Linked DNA regions of Homo sapiens: region 1 is linked to region 2. A link is an interaction called in ENCODE POLR2A ChIA-PET data of the cell type or tissue named here. Cell type or tissue: GM12878. All regions are shown on one strand. Links, peaks and the distances in the headings refer to the core of each region. The heading gives the core; the rest is flanking DNA. Region 1 overlaps PMM2 (phosphomannomutase 2). Region 2 has its middle 12 kb from the start of ABAT.

Region 1 (10,846 bases), core at 1,694-5,693, 160 kb after region 2:
TCACTGCAACCTCCACCTCCCTGGTTCCCTGGTTCAAGTGATTCTCGTGCCTCAGCCTCCCGATTAGTGGCTGGGATTACAGGAGCCTGCCACCACGCCCGGCTAATTTTTGTATTTTTAGTAGAGACAGGGTTTTGCCACATTGGCCAGGCTGGTCTCGAACTCCTGGCCTCAAGAGATTCACCTGCCTTGGCCTCCTAAATTGATGGGATTACAGGCGTGAGCCAGCGTGCCCGGTCAGAATATACTCCATTTTCTTGATCCATTCTTCTGTCAGTAGACACATGAGTTGTTTCCGTATCTTGGCCATTATGAATAATGCTTCAGTGAACACGGGGGTACAGATACCTCTCTGAGATCCTGACTTCGTCCTTTTGGCCATCTACCCATGGATTAAAGACTTAAACACAGGACCTGAAACTGTAAAACTCCTAGAAAAAAAACATAGGGAAAAAGCAATGATATTTTAGATGTGACACCAAAAGCACAGGCAACAAAAGCAAAACAAACAAGTTGGACAACGTCAAACTAAAAAGTGTCTGCACAGCAAGGGAAATAATCAGAATGAAAAAGCAACCTACAGAGGGGAAGAGAATATTTGCAAACCATATATCTGATAAAAGGGCTAGTATCCAAAATGTATAAGAAACTCCAACAACTCAATGGCAAAAAAAAAAACAATTTAAAACATGAGCAAAGGACTTGAATAGACAGTTCTCCAAAGAAGACATGCAGATGGCCAGTGGGTATATAAAAAAAGGCTCAACATCAGTGTTCAGGGAAATGCAAATCAAAACTACAATGAGATAAACCTCACACCTGCCAGGATGGCCATTTTATTTTATTTTATTTTGAGACGGAGTTTTGCTCTGTCACCCAGGCTGGAGTGCAGTGATGCGATCTTGGCTCACTGCAACCACTGCCTCCTGAGTTCAAGCTATTCTTATACCTCAGCCTCCCGAGTAGCTGGGATTACAGGCGCCCGCCACCATGCCCAGCTAATTTTGTATTTTTAGTAGAAATGGGGTTTCACCATGTTGGCCAGCCTGGTCTCGAACTCATGACCTGAAGTGATCCACCCACCTTGACCTCCCAAAGTGCTAGGCTTATAGGCGTGAGCCACCACACTGGGCCAGGATGGCTAATTTTGTTTTTTTTAATGTTGGTGGCTGGGTGCGGTGGCTCACACCTATAATCCCAGCACTTTGGGAGGCCAAGGTGGGCGGATCACCTGAGGTCAGGAGTTCCGAGACCAGCCTGACCAACATGGAGAAACCCCGTCTCTACTAAAAATACAAAATTAGCTGGGCATGGTGGTGCACACCTGTCATCCCAGCTACTTGGGAGGCTGAGGCAGGAGAATTGCTTGAACCCGGGAGGTGGAGGTTGCAGTGAGCTGAGATTGTGCCATTGTACTCCAGCCTGGGCAACAAGAGCGAAACTCGGTCTCAAAAAGATAAAATAAATGTTGGCGAGGGTGTGGAGAAATTAGAACCCTTGTACACTGTTGTGGGAAATGTTAAATGTCATAGCTATGATGGAAAACTACATAGTGGTTCCTCAAATTAAAAATAGAACTGCCATATGATCCAGCAGTTCCACTTAGAGATATATATCCAAAATAATTGAAATCAGGATCACAAAGAGATACCTGCTGTTTAAAATAAAATAAAATAAAGACAGGGTCTTGCTGTGTTGCCCAGGCTGTACTCCAACTCCTGAGTTCAAGCAATTGTCCCGCTTCAGCCTCCCAAGTAGCTGGAATTAGAGGCGTGCACTACCACAGCTGGTGATACCTGCTGTTTAAATGAGTGTGCTTTCCACTACGATAAGCTCTCTCTCAGTGGGGTAGAAAGATCTTGTTCTAAATCCCAGATGAACTGGGTACTTTGAAGGAGGTGTAGCATTCAGGTTTGTTCTTAATGACAGTTACATATGGTTTTATAACCACATCCTTTTGTTGAAATGCTTTTGATGCAGAAATGCTTTCAGTGCAGGCTTTGAAAAAGATCACCGTCTGACTTCATGTCTTTAAAAAAATTAAGCTAATGAAATGACACCTAGGATCTAAGGGATGCCCGGAAGCTTCCTCAGTCCTTCTCTAGCTTGGTGCCATTTCTTGTAGACAGAGAGGAGAGCTATTAAGACACACGACAGCAGATTGTTCTGTAATGATGACATTCTTGCTTCATGTAAATAGCCATTTAGAAGCCTCAGTTGGGACTTTGCAGAATGGAATGCAGTTCTTGGATAATCAGAAAATGACTTATTTTGGGAATTCTTCATTTGGGAATTAGAGGGTTTTCTATTCTGTTTAACCATTGCATTACCATGCCTGGATTCTATTTTTAAAATCTTACCTACGTTTTAAAAAATGAGTATTATTTAATGGAAGCTTTCCCCCAATTGTAAATTAACCTGTGCATTCATTATAGAAAATTAGAGAAAGTACGAAGAAGAAAAAGAAAGTCACCTATAATCATCCAACAATGTCCCAGCCTTTCTATGTATATGATCCCAAAAGTGGGATCCTTACATGTTGTTTTAGTTTTAGTTTTCTTTCTCTTAACGTATTTTATTTTTATCATATTAGTGAATATTCTTTGCAAAGAAGATTTTTTTTTTTTTTTGAGACAGAGTCTTGCTCTGTCACCCAGGCTGGAGTGCAGTGGCGTGATCTCGGCTCACTGTAAGCTCCACCTCCCGGGTTCACACCATTCTCCTGCCTCATCCTCCCGAGTAGCTTGGACTATAGGTGCCCACCACCACGCCCGGCTAATTTTTTGTATTTTTAGTAGAGATGGGGTTCACCATGTTAGCCAGGATGGTCATGATCTCCTGACCTCGTGATCCGTCCGCCTCGGCCTCCCAAAGTGCTGGGATTACAGGCGTGAGCCACTGCGCCTGGCGCAAAGAAGATTTTTAATGGCTGTATAATATTCTCTCATTAGGCATCAGTTACTCACCTCCCTTGCAGAGGCACGTTGGGTGGTTTAAGGGGTTTTGCTATCATAACTAATGCTGTGGTGAACATTCTTGCACGATTCTTTGCCCCCATCCCTGATCCTTTTCGTCAGCGGTTTTCTAGAAATGGAAATTAGCAGTCCAGCCATGTAAACCTTCAAACAACCTATCAGTTCTTGAAACTTCAGGTGCAGAGCAATCCAAATACTAGCCTTACACTTTGCATTTTCAGTGATAGACATTTAGAAAGCTGGGGTTTTTTCCTTTCCTAATGAAGTTTGATGTTTTTGCCGGCGTCCAGGGAAGTGATCCTGAGCTGAGGCTGTCAGTAAAAAAGCCATTTCTCAGCCAGGCCCTGAGGCTTAGCAGCCTCTTCCAGCAGCACAGCCTCCAGGAGGCAGAGTCTGGTGTTACATAAAGGGTGCCATCTGCTTGGAGCAACTCGAGAGCAGAGTGAGGAAGTGTGGCGTTGGCCGTTGCTTTTCAAAATATTTGCCATCTTCAGAAACCCTGTCATTCTTCCCATCAGCCACAAAAGCCAGTGTTTCTTAAAATCTGGCTCTGAGTTCAGCATGGAGGCCCTGGGCCTGGCATGGAGTACCTTGGTTTGTTGCAGAGAGAGAGAGACGGCAAGGGCAGAGAGCACACACCACACATGGCTCTGCATGGCTTTCCAGAAACCACCCTGGCTGGATCACCCTCAGCCACTCTGAATTCGCAGGCAAGAGAACCTGTACTTACCCATGCTTTCTGTAAAAGTCATCTTGGCTTTAAGGCAGTTGCAACATGAAAACATTCTAACACTTCATGAATATCAAGCAGCTGGTTTGGTTTTTGACTTGACGCTTCCATTTTGGGTAATTTGGCTATCAGTGCACTCAAGCATGTGTGAAAGACTCACGCAGAGGGTTCAGGGTTGGGGACAGCCCCGCTGCTCCTCAGGAGGCTGGCCACATGACAGTGGTCTGTCTCTGCACTGGGATGCCATGTAGCTGTAAAAAGAGTCCATGTGGACCCATCTCTAGGGCTTTTTGTTAGGTGATCAAAGCAAAGTGCAGGACAATATAAGTAATGTGCTGGCTACATTTTTGTCTAAAGAGGGCAAAGGAATTTCTCTTTTTGTTAGCTTATAAATGCATAAAAGGAGTCTGAATGGATGAAATTTACAGAGGTTACTGTGGGGGTGGGGAGGACAGGAGAGAGAATTGCCACCTAGGTCTTAACTCTTTCTTAATATGTTTGAACTATATGAATGTGCTATCTATTGAAAAATAAAATTTTTAAATCAACTTGAGAAAAGGATCTGAGTAATCCCTGTAATCCTGGCTACTAGGGAGGCTGAAGTGGGAGGATTACTTGAGCCTAGGAGTTCAAGATTATAGTGAGCCACGATTGCGCCACTGCACTCCAGCCTAGGCAACAGAGCGAGACCTCGTCTCTTAAAAAAAAAAAAAACAATAAAAATTAAAAATTTTTAAAAATTGAAAAAAGGGAGGAAATGTAAATCTTCCAGCACTTCCTCAGTGTCAGACCCTGAGCTGGACACTTATGTTGTACATGCTCCCAGGGGAGACAGCAGCATCCTCCCTCTTACAGAGGAAGCACAGTGGGAAGTCCAGGGTCTCAGCTAGTCAGAGACTAAGCTGGGATCTGAAAGCCTCGCCTCTGTCATTCTCCTACATCGCTTCTAACATGCTACCTGCCTTCCTTTTAAGTAAATTGTGCAACATTTTATTCTCCAGAAATGTTAATAAGGAAGATCTGCCTTTAAAATTAGCTTAAAAATACAAAAATTAGCTGGGCGTGGTGGCGCATGCCTGGATCCCAGCTACTCAGGAGGCTGAGGCAGGAGAAGCGCTTGAACCCGGGAGGCGGAGGTTGCAGTGAGCTGAGATTGTGCCATTGCACTCCAGGCTGGGCAACAGAGTGAAATTCTGTCTCAATAAACAAATAAAGAAAAACAAAATTAGCTTAAAAGAGGTTTGTATCAGTGTGGACCATGTTGACCCAGATCTGGCCCCACCATTCACCAGTGACCTTGTGACAGTGAGGACAGTGACAGTGACCTCGTCAGCCCAGTGAGGACACAGTTCTTCTTTTTTTTTTTTTTTTTCCTGAGACAAGGTCTCACTCTGTCACCCAGACTGGAGTGCAGTGGCGCAATCTTGGTTCACTGTAATCTTGAACTCCTGGGCTCAAGTGATCCTCCCACTTCAGCCTCCTGAGTAGCTGGGATTACCGGTGCCCACCACCACGCCTGGCTAATTTTTGTATTTTTAGTAGAGACGGGGTTTCACCATCTTGGCCAGGCTGGTCTTGAACTCCTAACCTCAAGTGATCCGCCCACCTTGGCCTCCCAAAGTGCTGGAATTACAGGCGTGAGCCACCACTCCCGACCACAGTTGCTCTTCTGAAGGAGTCATATGAGAATGAAGTGAAGGCATCTGAGGAAAGTGGGTGACGCAGGGCCTGACTCAGGAAAGGCAGCTGGGACATGCATCTTTGGCCTGGTCCACAACCAGCGTCTGCTTCCTTCACTTTCTAAGAAAGTTATTCAAAGGCTCATCTGTTATTGAGATTTTCCTAAGAGATTGGAGCCTGCCAAGTCCCTCAGTGAAGGGCCATCCTTGTGAGTGAGCACCTTCCTACACACCTTCCAACAGTTCATTAGAGCGTGAATTAGTGAACCATGTCCTCCTGTCCTCAGGTTCCAAGTTAGGCTTTGGATGGCAGTTGGCCTTTGCGATCCTGGACTTAACCATGCCTAGCATCTGTAGCTCTTTCAGGACTCAAGGCTAAGGAGGGCACAGAATGGATTCTGTGGATAGATCTGTCTTACTACTTATTGCTGGGACCACATGATTTGAGACCCAGGTCTTCTTGTGTGGCTGGTGGCAGACTTAGCTTCTTAACATGTGAGTCCCTCACTCCTGGAGGGACCCTGAGTGAATTGCCGCTCCCACAGTCAGCTTCCAGAACTGACTGGCAGAAATTGATGAGAGGTTCTCAGCCTGGTGGAGATGTCCCACCCGCTCCTGTGTGGGAGGCCAGGAAGCAGGGTGTCATGCATGGGAGCCACGAGCTTCAGATGTTCCTGCTAGCCCACCTTCCTCCTGAGTGCCAGACTCCACAGAGTCCATGGCCCTGGGTGTTGGTCCCAGGAATAGGACTGTGGCTAACAACCAGCCCACAGAGTGAGCATCCCTGCCTGTGTCTGTGCTGAAGCTCTTTCATTCAGGGAGACACTGGCTTCAAACCCCTGGAGTGGGGCTGGCCTTCCAGGGAGCCCCTTGATGTCCGCAGAATCGGCATCTCCTGTGGGCATTCCAGGCCCAGATCCGTCACAGAGCTGTCTCCTCTGCCCTTGAAGGCCGGAGAGGTGAAATGAGAGGGCTGTGCTCAGAGCCGTCAACAGACCCAAGGGTCACTCGCCCTAGGGCCACTAGCCCCTTGGCCAGCTCAGGTTCCACCCTCGCCCCCAAGCCAAGGGGTGTTTTTTCCTAGATTCTAAGTCACTGGTGCTCAGCCCTGGATATATATTGGAATCACCTGATCACTTTCAAAACATCATGACCCTGGGCTTGGGCCATGCCCCAAACAAGCATTTTTAAGGCATCCCCAGGGACTCTAGCCAGGGAGAGCCACTACTGCTCTACGCCATTTCAGAGCAGGCTCTTGTCTCATTGGCCCTGTAACTGCCCAACAGGTTCTCCTTGCCCACTGCCTAGACAAGAGCCGATTTATCAAGACAGGAGAGTTGCAGTAGACAAAGGGTAATTCACGCAGAGCTGGCTGTACAGGAGACTGGAGTTTTATTATTCCTCAAATCAGCCTCTCCAAGAATTTGGGGATCAGAGTTTTTAAGGATAACTTGCTGGGTAGGGGCTTGGGAAGTGGAGATTGCTGATTGGTCGGCTTGGAGATGAAATCATAGGGGGTGGAAGTGAGTTTTTCTTGCTATCTTCTGTTCCTGGTGGGATCAAAGAGCTGGTTGAGCCAGATTACCTGTCTGTGTGGCATCAGATACTGCATCAGAACACAGGGTCTACAAAATATCTCAGGCACAATCTTAGGTTTTATGACAGTGATATTATTTTCAGGAGCAATTTGGGGAGGTTCAGACTCTTGTAGCTAATTTGTTAGTCCTACAAAGGCAGACTGGTCCCCAGGCAAGAAGGGGGTTTATTTCAGGGAAAGGGCTGTTACCGGCATTGTTTCAAAGTTAAACTATAAACTGAATTCCTCCCAAGGTTAGTTTGGTCTGCATCCAGGAATGAACAAGGACATCTTGGAAGTTAGAAGCAAGATGGAGTCATTTAGGTCACCATCATAATTTTCTCAGTTAAAATTTTTGCAAAGACAGTTTCAGTTCCTCCTGTTGGGTTTTATAATACCTTATTCCTAATACTTCATACTGTGGGATATGAAGATGGGAAAAGAGTGATAACCGCTCTAGCTTCTTTCTGCTGACAGGGAGCGTAGTCAGGGTAGGTGTTGACCCAAAGGTAGGAGGAGTGAAACCACTTTGCAGCTGTCTGCTTCTACTCAGGGGTTCCTGGTTAGGGTTTGAAGGCCTGCATGACAAAGGCATTAGTATTCTCATCTATAGTTTTAACAAATGAGTCCTAGGATAAAGAGTGAAAGTCCTGGCTTCAGAAGCTTTTGTAGAATTGATCCTAAGCTCTGAGGGACCCAGGTAAATAGCTCCAAGAACCAATCAGACATGGGGTTACTAGCAGAGAGAGATTTGGGTCAGAGGTTGTTAGACAGACAGATTGGGGTAGACAGGAAAGAGGAAATTTAAATATACTCATCCTTATCTTTTTAGTCAGTTTTCCTAGTCCTAAGACTAGATCAGTTCAGTTAAACAGCTGTTTCCATTATCAAGAGATGGCACTGGAGATGGGCTAGGCATCTTTAGTTATAGAGGAGGAAGGCAGTGGCAATTTGACATGTTTTTGTCATCTGTATTACAAAGAATAAGCTTCAGCTTGCAGGGCCTCAGGAAAAAGGTAGTAGCAATTTAATTGAGTCCAAGTCAGAAAAGTGGGAAAAAAAAATTGAAAGCATTAGTTTGGGAATTGTAGCCCACAGAGAATTCAGGATTTAGTCCAAATTGCAGGAAATAATAAAAACTCAAGAACAAAGGACAAGACTAGAATCTAACAGCAGGGTGTATCATAGTTTTTTGAAACACTTTTTTCCCTCTCCCATCCTTATTTTTATTAAAGACAAACCGTAGTAGGACAAGTTTACTTGCAAAATAAGTCATAGTCTTATTAAGCTTGGCCTGATTATTTGTATAAAGTAAAGCAAGAATAATTGTTTGCCAGATAGGCTGTTTTTAAAATTGGCTTTGCTGAAACTTTGTTCCATAAGAAATCTCAGGTTAGACTTTTTTAAAGCCTCGAGCCCAGCCATGGATTTATCTACTATACCTGCAAAGATAAACCTGTATGAGTTGGGTGAAATTTTTTCTTCTCATGGTCCTAAGATAATTTGGGGCTCCTGGGCCTGTCAAAAAGTGACGGTCTTTATTTACCACAGTTCAGGAACCCCGTACAGGGACTGTGTAGACAAGGTATGAGGCCAGCTTTTCCAAGGGACTTCTATTGGCTCTGTTAGTCAACTTTGTTCCTTAAAGCAGTCTGTTTATATTTGAAAGTATGTCGTACCAGTCAAAGCCTTGGTAAAGTAACCGGCATCTCTAATTGTATCCTATTACAAAAGAAAACAGATTGTTACTGCCCTTGCACAAATAATTATACTGCCATAAGTTGAGAATACTCACAAATAGTTTCCAAATTCTGGAGAAATCAGAGAGAAGGCAATATGCTCTAAATTTTGCTCACAGAAGTATACTTTAACTCAATTGTTAAAGTTGTAAATAGCTCAAAAGAAAAATAGTTTTCTGGACTCTGAAAAACAAAAGGATTAACAATGTTTAACACATCAGCTCTCCATGAGGATCCTAGAAGTTTTTTTTCCTCCATTCCAATGGCACAATTTGTAAAGTTATCAGAGACCTGCATTCAAGAGTACCCATTAGAGTACTATATCTGATTATAAACTGCCTTTTGAAAAGGATAAAACCAAGACAGCAACTGCCTGTGGGTAACAAAAGTCTCAGGACAGCCGTAGTTAAAGATGCAGTCAACAAGGAAATCTGGTCATCTCTGTGACACACAGTTTAACAGAACAGTTATAATTATTACTCATAACATATACTGAGACGTATCAGAATTATAGGAGTCTTACACAATTTTGTAACACATACTAATAACATAGTTATACGACTATAAACCCAAAGAAAGTTAAACACTTTTTTATATTTGACAGTGCTTCCTACATAATTTTAATACACCAAATAAGCCAAATATGCCTCTTTTGGACTTTAGGGGACTTTTTTTTTTTAACTTAGAATTTGATCTTGGGAAGTTTGTTAAATATCAAAGGTTTGAAACACTAGATATCACAAAGTAGAATCCCAGGTCACCATAAGTAATTCATTTAGCCACAATGATAACTCAAACATTTTGTAACAGGAAAAACCTTTACTCTGATAGAGAGAAGACTCAGCTTTCTAAACAACAAAACCCAGTGAAGATAGCATGAGGCCAACTGAATCTTTCTTTTATTTTTTTTAATAGTTTACTCCAAAGCCAAATAAAAATCTTTCATTGTCTCTCTCTGTCAATATTACATAAAAATATTCTTCAAAAGAGAAAACCAAATTTTATCTCGCATTAGTGCATCTTTAATGCTAAAGCTAGTTTTGTTTTTGTTGTTGTTTGAGGTGGAGTCTCGCTCTGTTGCCCAGGCTGGAGTACAGTGGCACGATCTCAGCTCACTGCAAGCTCTATCTCCTGGGTTCATGCCATTCTCCTGCTTCAGCCTCCCGAGTAGCTGGGACTACAGGCGTGTGCCACCACGCCTGGCTAATTTTTTGTATTTTTTAGTAGAGACGGGGTTTCACCATGTTAGCCAGGATGGTCTTGATCTCCTGACCTCGTGATCCACCCACCTCGGCCTCCCAAAGTGCTAGGATTACAGGCATGAGCCACTGTGCCCGGCCTGTTGTAGTTTTGAGACGGAGTTTCACTCTTGTCACCCAGGCTGGAGTGCAGTGGCATGATCTCGGCTCACTGCACCCTCCGCCTCCTGGGTTCAAGCGATTCTCCTGCCTCCCAAGTAGCTGGGATTACAGGCACCCACCACCACTCCTGGCTAATTTTTGTATTTTTTAGTAGAGACTGGGTTTCGCCATGTTGGCCAGGCTGGTCTTGAACTCCTGACCCCACGTGATCGCCCACCTCAGCCTCCCAAAGCGCTGGGATTACAGTTGTGAGCCACCACTCCTAGCCAAAGCTAGTTTTTAATAAAATTTTACAAACAAATGTATCCGATTTTAGTTTGACTGTAGGGTAACATTTTCGTAAACCTTTTATATAACCCTTTATAATTGTTTGTTAACAAATCAGTGTTCAAAAATAAAACACTATTTTTTTTTTTTTTTTTGAGATGGAGTCTTGCTCCATTGCCCAGGCTGGAGTGCAGTGGCACATTCTCAGCTCACTGCAACCTCTGCCTCTCAGGTTCAAGCAATTCTTCTGCCTCAACCTCCCGAGTAGCTGGGACTACAGGCGTGTGCCACCACGCCCGGCTAATTTTTGTATTTTTAGTAGAGACAGGATTTCACCATATGGGCCAGGCTGGTTTCGAACTTCTGACCTCGTGATCTGCCTGCGTCGGCCTTCCAAAGTGCTAGGATTACAGGCATGTGCCACCGCATCTGGCATAAAACCCTATTATTTTGATATATGGGCCCAGATTCTGGCCCTGCATCAGTATGCTTTTAATATTTAATTTATGGAAAAAATTA
Region 2 (10,846 bases), core at 3,758-7,757:
ACTGGGTAACGTAATTAACAGAAATGTATTGGCTCACAGTTCTGAGGCTGGGAGGTCCAAGAGCTAAAGGCCAGCATCTGGCAAGGGCCTTCTTGCTGCATGATAGCACAGCAGAAGGCGCCACATGGTAGAACAGTAAAGAGAGGATGAGAACGAGAGAGAAGTAAACATGGGTCAAACTCGTCCTTTTATAAGGAACCCACTCCCGAGAAGACAAACCCACTCTGGTGATAACAGGATTAATCCACAGAGTCCTCTTGCCCTAATCACCTCTTAAAAGTCCCACCTCTTGATACTGTTACAATAGGAATACACTTCATCATGAGTTGTTTGGGAGGGAACAGACATCTAAACCACAGCTGAGCCCTTCTTACAGCAAGATAAGAGAGGAAGATGCCACTTCAGGGAGGATCGATGTCATTACAAGACCTCACAAAACCTGTTTGAAGTCACCCTCCAAGCTAGTCCAGTTGTTGAACCACACCATCATGCCCTGTTTTGTGTATTCTGGGAGAAAAATGTATCTTGCATTTGAAAACCAGGGACATGAAGGATATTATTCTCGGTTGAGGCTAAGTTAATAATTTGTGCGTAGTTAAATACAATATTAAGTAATAATGTAAGTGGGAAGCAGGAATAGCAAATGTCACAAAGATGGTGATCTTGGGGGCTGAAGTTTGCAAAACACCAACAATAGCTTTGCCTGTGGTTTCAGCCTTTGTCCTGTCCCTCTTTAACTAAAGGCAGGAAGACTTGTCCCCCATAAAACCAGGTTCCTTTTCGTCTACTATATGGAGTTCAAAACAATTTCAGTCAGTCCTGAGAAACTGAAGACAAAGGATGTTTTCCACCTTTTTGAAACTATAGTGGGTTGAATGGTGGCCCTAAACAAGCTATGTCCACGTTCTAAACCCCAGAACCTATGAATGGGAAACTTGGAAACATTTGAGAAAGGGGTCTTTGCAGATCTAATTAAGTTAAGGGTCTTGACAGTCGTCCTGGATTTAGGGCGGGTCCTAAATCTAATGACTGGTGTCCTTCTTTTTTCTTTTCTTTTCTTTCTTTTTTTTTTGAGACAAGGTTTCTCTCTGTCACCCAGGCTGGAGTTCAGTGGTGTGATCATAGCTCAGTGCAGCCTCAACCTCCTGGACTCAAGCTATCCTCCCATCTCAGTCTCCTGAGTAGCTGGGATACAGGCGTGTGACGCCATGCCTGGCTAATTTTGTCTGTTTTTAGCAGAGACGGGGTTTCACCATGTTGCCCAGGCTGGTCTCAAACTCCCGAGTTCAAGCAATCCTCCCACCTTGGCCTCCCAAAGTGCTGGGATTATAGGCATGAGCCACCGTGCTCTGCCCCTGATGTCTTTATAAGAGAAAGGAGAGGGAGATTTGAGAACCACAGTGAAGATGGCCTATGAAGGCAGAGATCAGAGTGATGCTGCCACATGAAGGAGCACCCGGGATCACCAGAAACTGGAAGAGGCAAGGAAGAACCCTCCCCTTGAGCCTTTGGAGGCGTGAGTCCCTGCTGACACCTTGATTGCGGACTTCTGGTTTACAGAACTGAAATAATCCATTTCCACTGTTTTAATCCCCCAGTTTGTGGTCATTTGTTACCAAAGCAAACTCATCCAGAACCCAAGGGATATAGGCTCAGAAATGTGCACCTCATGGTAAAGAAACACTACAAGCCACTGCAAAGCTGAAGGAGACAGGGAATGGGGAGGAAGTCCCCAGGCTCAATCTCAAAGATCTTGGCTGAAGCCCGGTTGCTCCTCGGCTCCAGAAGAGCTAGGTGGACATGGTATGCCTCATATCCTCAGGTGAATACTTGGCATCGGTCAGAAGGATATCCTGAGATGCTGTGAGGGATCTTTGAAAATATTTACTCTCCAGCATGTAAATATACCGAAAGATCTTCCTGCTATTAACATATCTCCGTCTTTGGGAGGGCGGGGACTTGGCTTTTCAGTCCAGATTTGACCAGAGTGCACGTCAAGGCTCTACTGTAGACACCCACTCTGGGAGGTCATTGCACAAAGCCCAAATCCCTTTGCAGGGCCCACAAGGCCCTCCAAGGCCTGGCCCCTGCCTCCCTTCCCAGCCCCATCTCATCCACCATATTGAATCCTCCCCACTCCGAGAATGCACCACTCTCTTGGCCATGTGCCTTAATGCAACCCCTCCTCACCCTCTCAAACCACCCACCCAGCCCCTCTCCCCTGCCCCTTCTTCCACAAAGCCTTCCCCAGTGTCCACAGCCCATTTAAAACTTGGTGTGATAATCAGCCAGGCACGCTGGCTCACACCTGTAATCCCAGCACTTTGGGAGGCCAAGGTGGGCAGATAACTTGAGGTCAGGAGTTCGAGACCAGCCTGGCCAACATGGTGAAACCCCATCTGTACTAAAAATACAAAAATTAGTTGGGCACAGTGGTGTGCCCCTGTAGTCCCAGCTACTTGTGAGGCTAAGAAGGGAGAATTGCTTGAACCTGGGAGGCAGAGGTTGCAGTGAGCCAAGATTGCGCCTCTGTACTCTAGCCTGGGCAACAGAATGAGGAAAAAAAAAAAAAACGAACAAAAAAAACTTGGTATGATAATCATCCATCCTTCACCAGATCATGAGTCCTGGAATGACAGAGCTGGCATCATATGAATTGCCCAGCCTGACCCTCCCAGCCATTCTGCAAATATCTACCAAGGAGTGTCCACATGCTGGATATTTATGAGGTATTGGGAGGCAGCAGGGAGCCAGGCATTACACCTGTCTGACCTCACGAAGCCTACATTCTAGAGGAGGCAACCTGCAATAAACAAATAAATGCAAAATATAATGTCAGGTAGTGTAAAGAACCACAGTCCAAAAGCTACAAGTGAGGCAAAAAGGTGACTGCATGCTAGAGCCATCAGGACAGTGCAGCACTTGTGTATACAATTGATTAAATTGATTAGGGCGCAAGGACTTCGCTTTTTTTTTTTCCAGACAGCGTCTTACCTTGTTACCCAGGCTGGAGTGCAGTGGCGCAGTCTTGGCTCACTGCAGCCTCGACCTCCTGGGCTCAAGCGATCCTCCCACCTCAGCCCCACCAAGTAGCTGGGATTACAGGCACAAGTCACCATACCCAGCTAATTTTTTGTATTTCTTGTAGAGACGGGGTCTCACTATGTTGCCCAGGCTGGTCTCAAACTCCTGAGCACAAGCCATCCTCCCACCTCAGCCTCACAAAATGCTAGGATTATAAGTGTGAGCCACCACATCTGGCCACATTTTTCATTTCTGTTGAACTGAAATCATGTGATGCTTTTCTCTTCTGTCTAGTAGGAAAATCACCCCAAAGGGTACAGTGATTTTTGCCCTGTAGGACATTAACTGACTTTATGTGTAACATGGCCTGTTTTTGTTTTTGTTTTTGTTTTTTTGTTTGTTTGTTTTGAGATGGAGTCTCACTCTGTTGCCCAGGCTGGAGTGCAGTGGTGTGATCTCAGCTCACTGCAGCCTCCGCCCTCTGGATTCAAGCAATTCTCGTGCCTCAGCCTCCCAAGCTGGAACTACAAGCGCACACCACCACACCTGGCTAATTTTTGTATTTTTTTTTAGTAGAGATGGGGGTTTCACCATGTTGGCCAGGCTGGTCTCGAACTCCTGACCTCAAGTGATCCGCCTGCTTCGGCCTCCCAAAGTGCTGGGATTACAGGTGTGACCCACTGCGCCCAGCATAATATGGCAATTTTATCTCCTCATTTTTCCTACTTCCTAGAAGAATCCCTGTTTTTCGAATTCTCATTGGAGCCAGCTTTGTCATTGTGCCTAGGCCCTCATTAGTAAAGTAAATAAGACTTTTAATACATACTCACTACTGACTTTAAGATAATTATGTTTTAATGGTTTGAGAATTATAGCCTTGGCAGTGTTGGTAAGTACTAGAAAGAACAATAGAGCCATCGGGGGCTGGAAGAGTGTGAATGAGGGCGGTCGCTGCTTCAGGTGGGGAGATTGGGCCGGCAAGTGGGCAAGTCTTGGAGGAGGAGGAGGAGGAGGAGGAGGAGGAGGAGGAGGAGGAGGAGGAGGGGGAGGAGGGGGAGGAGGGGGAGGAGGAAGAGGAGGAGGAGGAGGAAGAGGAGGAGGAGGAGGAGGAGGAGGAGGAGCTGTGCTGAGTGGGTGAGCGGATGAGTGAACGGAAACCCAGAGCTACCAGGGATCCGGACTCTGGCCCGACCAGTGGGGAAGACAGGTGATGAGTTTGGTCTTGGCTTCAAGTCTCCCAAAGGGTCTGGATGTCATGTTCTCCTCCCCCAGGTTCCGCGGCTTGAGGGAAGCAGGGCCGTCAGGCACCTTGCGTCCCTGCTGGCCCCTGGCAGGATTCTCACCACAAGGTGGTGCCCCAGCCTCATGAATCCAGGGCCAGACGTGCCAGAAAGGAATCCAAGGTAATCATCAGTCCTGGCAGCCATGCCAACGTGTGGGTCTACAGTGACTCTCGGGGGACCCTAACTAACCTGCTATACATTGTACAGCAGCACGTGAGTTCTGAGAGCCGCCAGTACCCAGCTAGCCCCAAACCCGAATTCAGATAAAACCCGCCTTTATTAAGAACTTACCGTTGGCCGGGCGCGGTGGCTCACACCTGTAATCCCAGCACTTTGGGAGGCCAAGGCGGGCAGATCACGAGGTCAGGAGATCGAGACCATCCTGGCTAAAATGGTGAAACCCCGTCTCTACTAAAAACACAAAATATTAGCCGGGCGTGGTGGCGGGCGCCTGTAGTCCCAGCTACTGCGGAGGCTGAGGAGGAGAATGGCGTGAACCCAGGAGGCTGAGCTTGCAGTGAGCCGAGATTGAGCCACTGCACTCCAGCCTGGGCGACACAGCGAGACTCCGTCTCAAAAAAAAAAAAAAAAGAACTTAAAATTGATCTCATTTATCTGCCCAACAACTTTGTACTCATATTATTTTATTCTATTTTATTTTATCACTATTATTATTATATTTTTGTAGAGACAGGGTCTCACTATATTGACCAGGATGATTTCGAACTCCCGGCCTCAAGCAATCCTCCCACTTTGGCCTCTCAAAATGCTGGAATTACAGGCATGAGCCACTGTGCCCAGCCTCCTGTACCCATTTTAGGGACACGTAAGCTAAGGCTCGAATCTTTACAGAGGCTGTCTGAGGTCACAGGACTCAGAAGTAGCAAGAATGGGCTTGGCATGGTGGCTCACGCCTATAATCCCAATACTTTGAGAGACAGAGGTGGGAAGATCACTTGAGTCCAGGAGTTCAAGACCAGCCTGGACAACATACCAAGACTGTCTCTACCAAAAGAAAAACAATCAGCTGGGTGCAGTGGCACGTGTCCGTAGTCCCAGCTACTCAGGAGGCCAAGGCAAGAGAATTGTTTGAGCCCAGGAGTTTGAGGTTACAGTGAACTGTGACTGCACCACTGCACTCCCGCCTGGGCAATAGAGCGAGACTCTGTCTCTAAAAATAAAAATAGCAAAGAAGTAACAAGAGGTGGGATCTAACACCGGTTCTGTCTTTCCATTGGAAACCCAGAGCTCTTTCCATGACCCCTGCCCAGGGTGAATATTGTTTGTCTGAAGGAATCCAGGAGCCTTGTGGATTGGAGCTTATGCTGTGCCATTGTCTTTGGATGGATTGAAGGGTTTGACATGCCAGGGCTGGGACATGATGACAGTCTTATTCTGCCTGCCTCAGGCTTCAGGAAACAACTGCTGTTAGAGCCATGTGGGAGCGTTTCTTGGGGGTGTTTCTTTGGAGCGTTTCTTCTAGACCAGGAAGGTGACAACCTTCACAGTGGGATGCATGGACTGGTGGTGGAGTTTCCAGCTTCAGAGCTCACCAAGAAAGAGCATGAAGCTGATGGTTTGGGTCCTGGAGACAGGGACAAAAGGAACAGAGCCTTCCCCCAGCACCCCTTTCCACTGGAGGTTCCTCAGAGGCAATAAAGCTTGATGGTTAGAACATGGCACCTGGCATCTGAACTCAAACCAGCCCGAACACTCACCTCTCTGAGCCTCAGAATCCTGGTCTGTAAAATGCGCACACTACTAGTACTTACTTCTCAAAGTTGGACTTGGTAATGTCTGTCAAGCACCTAACATATAACAGGGCAAGGAAGAAAAGCTCAAGCAATGGTAGCCATCACCAGGCGTGGTGGCTCACACCTGTAACCCCAGCACTTTGGGAGGCTGAAGCGGGTGGATCACCTGAGGTCAGGAGTTCGAGACCAGCCTGGCCAACATGGTGAAACCCCGTCTCTACTAAAAATACAAAAATTAGCCGGGCATGATGGCAGGCGCCTATAATCAGCTACTTGGGAGGCTGAGGTAGGAGAATCACTTGAACCCGGGAGGCAGAGGTTACAGTGAGCCAAGATTGCACCACTGCACTCCAGCCTGGGTGACAAGAGCAAAACTCCGTCTCAAAAAAAAAAAAAAAAAAAGGTAGCCAAGCCATCATCATCATCATCTCCCTATTATTATTAATCTCTGTTGCATTTCTATTAACTGTGTGTCTTGGGAGAATGGAAATTCCCCAAGTAGGCGTCCTGCTCAACAGTTAATGATGGTAAAACAGTCTCACTTGCCTAACCACTTCGCCTAAGTGTTACTTGACTGACAGGGTGGGTTATTTTGGGGAGAAAAAAAATCAGTCAAGCTCTCGAGTGCACCGTCCCTGAAAGGTTTCTATGACAACACATACCTGGATGTTCCAGTGGGAGGGTCACCTGGGGAAGAGTTCAGAGCTAAAATCAAGAGGGGGCCCCACCCAGGTGGGGGCCCCACCTGGAGGCTGGGGGAGGTCCTCCCACTCCTCCTATTTTTCTGCCTGTGTTTTCCCAGCCCTGACTCTGTATCCCTTTTAAACCTCTTCACAGCCCTGTGGGGTAAGTACTATTATTCTTACATCCATTTTACAGATGAAGCAACTGAGGCTTGGAGAAATTAAAGCTTGCCCAAGGTCAGTCTGCTGATCACATCTTGGATCATCTTAGACCTTTCTGGGTTTCATTTGTCAGACTAGAGGAGTTACACTAGAGTGAGGTTTCTCAGTCTCAGCACTGCCAACGTGTTGGGCTCAGTAATCCCATGTCATAGGAGACTGTCCTATGCATTGTAGAGCATTCAGCAGTCCCCTCGGCCTCTACCCACCGGATGCCAGGAGCACCTCCCTGTCTCCCACCCCCGACCACAGTCATGACAACCAAAACTGTCTCCAGCTGTGGCTAGATGGCCCCAGTTAATAACCACTGGGCTAGGCAATGATCTTTCCTCTTTCCTTACACTTGTGCATTCTAAGTTTTTTAATTTTTTTTTTTTTTTTAGATGGAGTCTCGCTCTGTTTCCCAGGCTGAAGTGCAATGGCGTGATGTCGGCTCACTGCATCCTCCGGCTCCTGGACTCAAGCGATTCTCCTGCCTCAGGCTCCCAAGTAAGTGGAACCACAGACATTTTCTATTTCTTTGCAAGCATTTTCTATTTCTTTGCAAGTTCACCTGTCTGTTCACCTGTGACACCATGCCCAGCTAATTTTTGTATTTTTAGTAGAGACAGGGTTTCACCATGTTGGCCAGGCTGGTCTCGAACTCCTGACCTCAGGTGATCCACCTGCCCCAGCCTCCCAAAGTGTTGGGATTACAGTGTGAGCCACCACGCCCAGCCTACATTTTATTTATGTATTTTTTTTTTGAGATGGGGTCTTGCTCTGCCACCCAGCCTGGAGTGCAGTGATGCTATCACGGCTCACTACAGCCTCAGCCTCTCAGGCTCAAGCAGTGCTCCCACCTTGGCCTCCTGAGTAGCTAGGACCTAGGCACATACCACCACACCAGGCTAATTTATTTATTTTTTGTATTTTTGTAAAGATGGGGTCTCCTTATGTTGCCTGGGCTGGTATCAAACTCCTGGGCTCAAGTGATCTTCCCACCTCAGCCTTCCAAAGTGCTGGGATGACAGGCATGAGCCACCACGTCTAGCCCACTCTAAAGCTCTTTCCCAGGACCCATCTCAAGTGATCCATGTGTGTTCATGTGACATTGAGGTCTTTCATGCAAAGATCCTTATCCAGGGCCCTAGAGCAGCCCGCACCTGAGCCAGGTGCTCAGGAAATCAGAATGAAAATCATCTCACCTGCTTGGTTGTCTGGCACGTCTCACTGTATCACCCTGCTTTAAAGGCACAGAAACTGAGGGTCCCTGGGGAGGAGGGACTCACTAGGGATCCCACAGTCTGTGAGCGAGAAAGCTGGGTGGGAGCCCTGATGGGCCTGACTCTAGGGCAGGAGTTTCCACGGTATCCTCTAAGGAGTTTGAGACCAGCCTGGGCAACATGGTGAAACCCCGTATCTACTAAAAATACAAAAAAAGTAATAATAATAAACAGGCATAGTGGTGCACATCTGTAGACCTAGCTGCTCAAGAGTCTGAAGTGGGAGAATCACTTGAGTTAAGGAGATCGAGGCTGCAGTGAGCCAAGACCGCACTGCAGCCTGGGTGATGAGAGTGAGACGCTCTCTCAAAACAAAATAAAACAAAAATAGCTGAGGCTGAGAGAGACAAATGCCTGAGAAGGAACGGTGGGTCTGACCTTGAACCCTGGTGACTCCAAGTCAGGAGCTGCCTCTGGGACCCAGCATACAGCCTGGCACCTTCCAGGCAAAGCCCCTCCCTCTGCTGCCTCTGAATTCAGCAGGAGACTGAGCGTTTGCATACACTTCGTGTCTGAAAACTTCCAGGATTCCCAAGATTCATTTCACAAAGACTTTTCTCGTAGGACAGGTATTTGAAACATCTGGTTAACAAGTACCCAGCTTGAAGAAAGCCTGGATCTTCACAGCACGCTCAGTTTGTAGAAGAGAAAAACCCTACTCTGGGCTCTAATTTGCTTCAGCTCCATTAAACACATCCTGAGCCCTGCTGTGTGCCAGACGCTGTGCTGAATACCTGGCACCAGAAGACCAATCGGGCCCAGGGCTTCTCCCCAAGGAGCTTCCTGGCCAGGCGGAGACACCCCTGGAATAGACCATTTAGGAGCCTGAGGCCTGCATGTAGCATTTAGTCAGCAGTTAAGTGTGGAAGTATAAGTGAGTAAATGGATGAATACCTGAGGGTGCGAATGAGCTACAGAATTAATGACTGAATGAATTAATGAAGTTGACAAATGCTATTACAGAAGTGAGCACAGACTATGATAGCCCAGCAGAGAGGCATTTAGAACCTTAGCTGTGGCCACAGGTGATGGTGCAGGAGGAAAAGCCAATATCTGTGCAGCATTTTCCATTTCTTTGCAAGTTCACCTGCCTCTATCATCTGAGACTCACCCTGAGGGTGTTCTTTGGTTGCCTGAGAGTCTGCTCAACCTGAAAGGGACAGGTGGCCAGAAGTGCTGGGGAGTTGACATCCTGAGCAAGCAGTTCTTGGCCAATGACGGGGAGTAGTTGGTGTATAAATACCCCAGCTTCCTTGCTCCACGGTGGGATAATCCTAAAGTGACTGTTCTGTGCCGGCTCCCAGTGTTCCCCAATGGAACGGAGCTGCAGTCACCCACAGTGATTATTTGCTAGATAACCCACACCTTATTATCGACCCACCAATATCTCCTGGAATCATCCTGAGATCACCTCCCAAATAAAGCACTCAAATCTTTGTCTCAGAATCTATTTCTAGGAGAACCCAAACTACAAGAGTGATGATTATGAAAACATTTATGGTCATAGCTAATATTTGCTGAGTGCTTACTACATGCCAGCCACTGCCTGCTACGTGCTCTAAGGCACTTCTCCCACTTAACACTCATGAAATCTCTGAGATGCAGACATTATGATCATCATCCCATTTTACAGATGGGACTGAGGCTCAGAAGTGAAGTCATCTATGTAAAGTCATGTAATTCTTTATCGTCACAGCCAGAATATGAGCCCAACTCTCTTTAACTCCAGAGTTTGAGGATATAACCATTCTGCCATGCTGTCTCCTGATTTTCTTTTCTTTCTTTCTTTCTTTCTTTTTTTTTTTTTTTCTTTGAGATGGAGTTTTGTTCTTGTTGCCCAGGCTGTAGTGCAATGGTACCATCTCGGCTCACTGCAACCTCCGCCTCTCGTATTCAAATGATTCTCCTGCCTCAGCCTCCCTAGTAGCTAGGATTACAGGCACCTGCCACCATGCCCAGCTAATTTTTTTGTTTTTTGTATTTTTAGTAGAGACAGGGTTTCACTATGTTAGCCAGGCTGGTCTCGAACTCCTGACCTCAGTTGATCTACCCACCTCAGCCCCCAAAAGTGCTGGGATTACAGGCCTGAGCCACCGCGCCCGGCTCTGTCTCCTGATTTTCATCTTCCATTGTCTGTAGGGAGGAGAGATGAGGACGAGAGGGAGAAAGGATGCCTGGGCTTGCTTTCTCAGTGGGGAAGAGTTCAATCTCAGTTCAGGTTTTCTTTTAACAAAATTTTTATGTTAATAAAATTAATAAAGTTGTTTTATTTATTTATTTTAAATTTTTATTTTCTTTATTATTTTGTTATTTTATTTTAAGTTCTGGGATACATGTGCAGAATGTGCAGGTTTGTTACATAGGTATACATGTGCCATAGTGGTTTGCTGCACCTATCAACTCGTCATCTAAGTCTTAAGCCCCGCGTGCATTAGGTATTTGTCCTAATGATCTCCCTCCCCTTGCCCCCCAATCCCCTGACAAGCCCCTGTGTGTGATGTTCCCCTCCCTGTGTCCATGTGTTCTCACAGCTCAACTCCCACTTATGAGTGAGAACACGTGGTGTTTGGCTTTGTGTTCCTGTGTTAGTTTGCTGGGAATGATGGCTTCTAGCTTCA

The links. Peaks named below come from ENCODE experiments on the same cell type or tissue, not always from the same donor. Only the 100,000 strongest peaks of a DNase experiment are listed, where the experiment ranks them.
Region 1: POLR2A ChIA-PET joins it to region 2 with 6 read pairs; 7 of 35 experiments call an interaction of 5 or more read pairs at or near these places.

What each region holds. Positions count from the first base shown.
Region 1 is chr16:8,815,292-8,826,137 of GRCh38, forward strand. All of the region lies in intron 7 of PMM2 (phosphomannomutase 2), which reads left to right. Among named protein-coding and RNA genes, the nearest start is that of PMM2, 23 kb to the left of the region's middle. RefSeq lists a silencer at 3,905-3,954. In GM12878, for the core only: no CTCF peak of the experiment used is centred there; a DNase peak (open chromatin) is centred at 3,810; H3K27ac peaks cover 866 bases.
Region 2 is chr16:8,656,763-8,667,608 of GRCh38, forward strand. It overlaps a transcript of METTL22 not described here. Among named protein-coding and RNA genes, the nearest start is that of ABAT, 12 kb to the right of the region's middle. In GM12878, for the core only: a CTCF peak has its summit at 4,395 (motif pointing right); no DNase peak of the experiment used is centred there.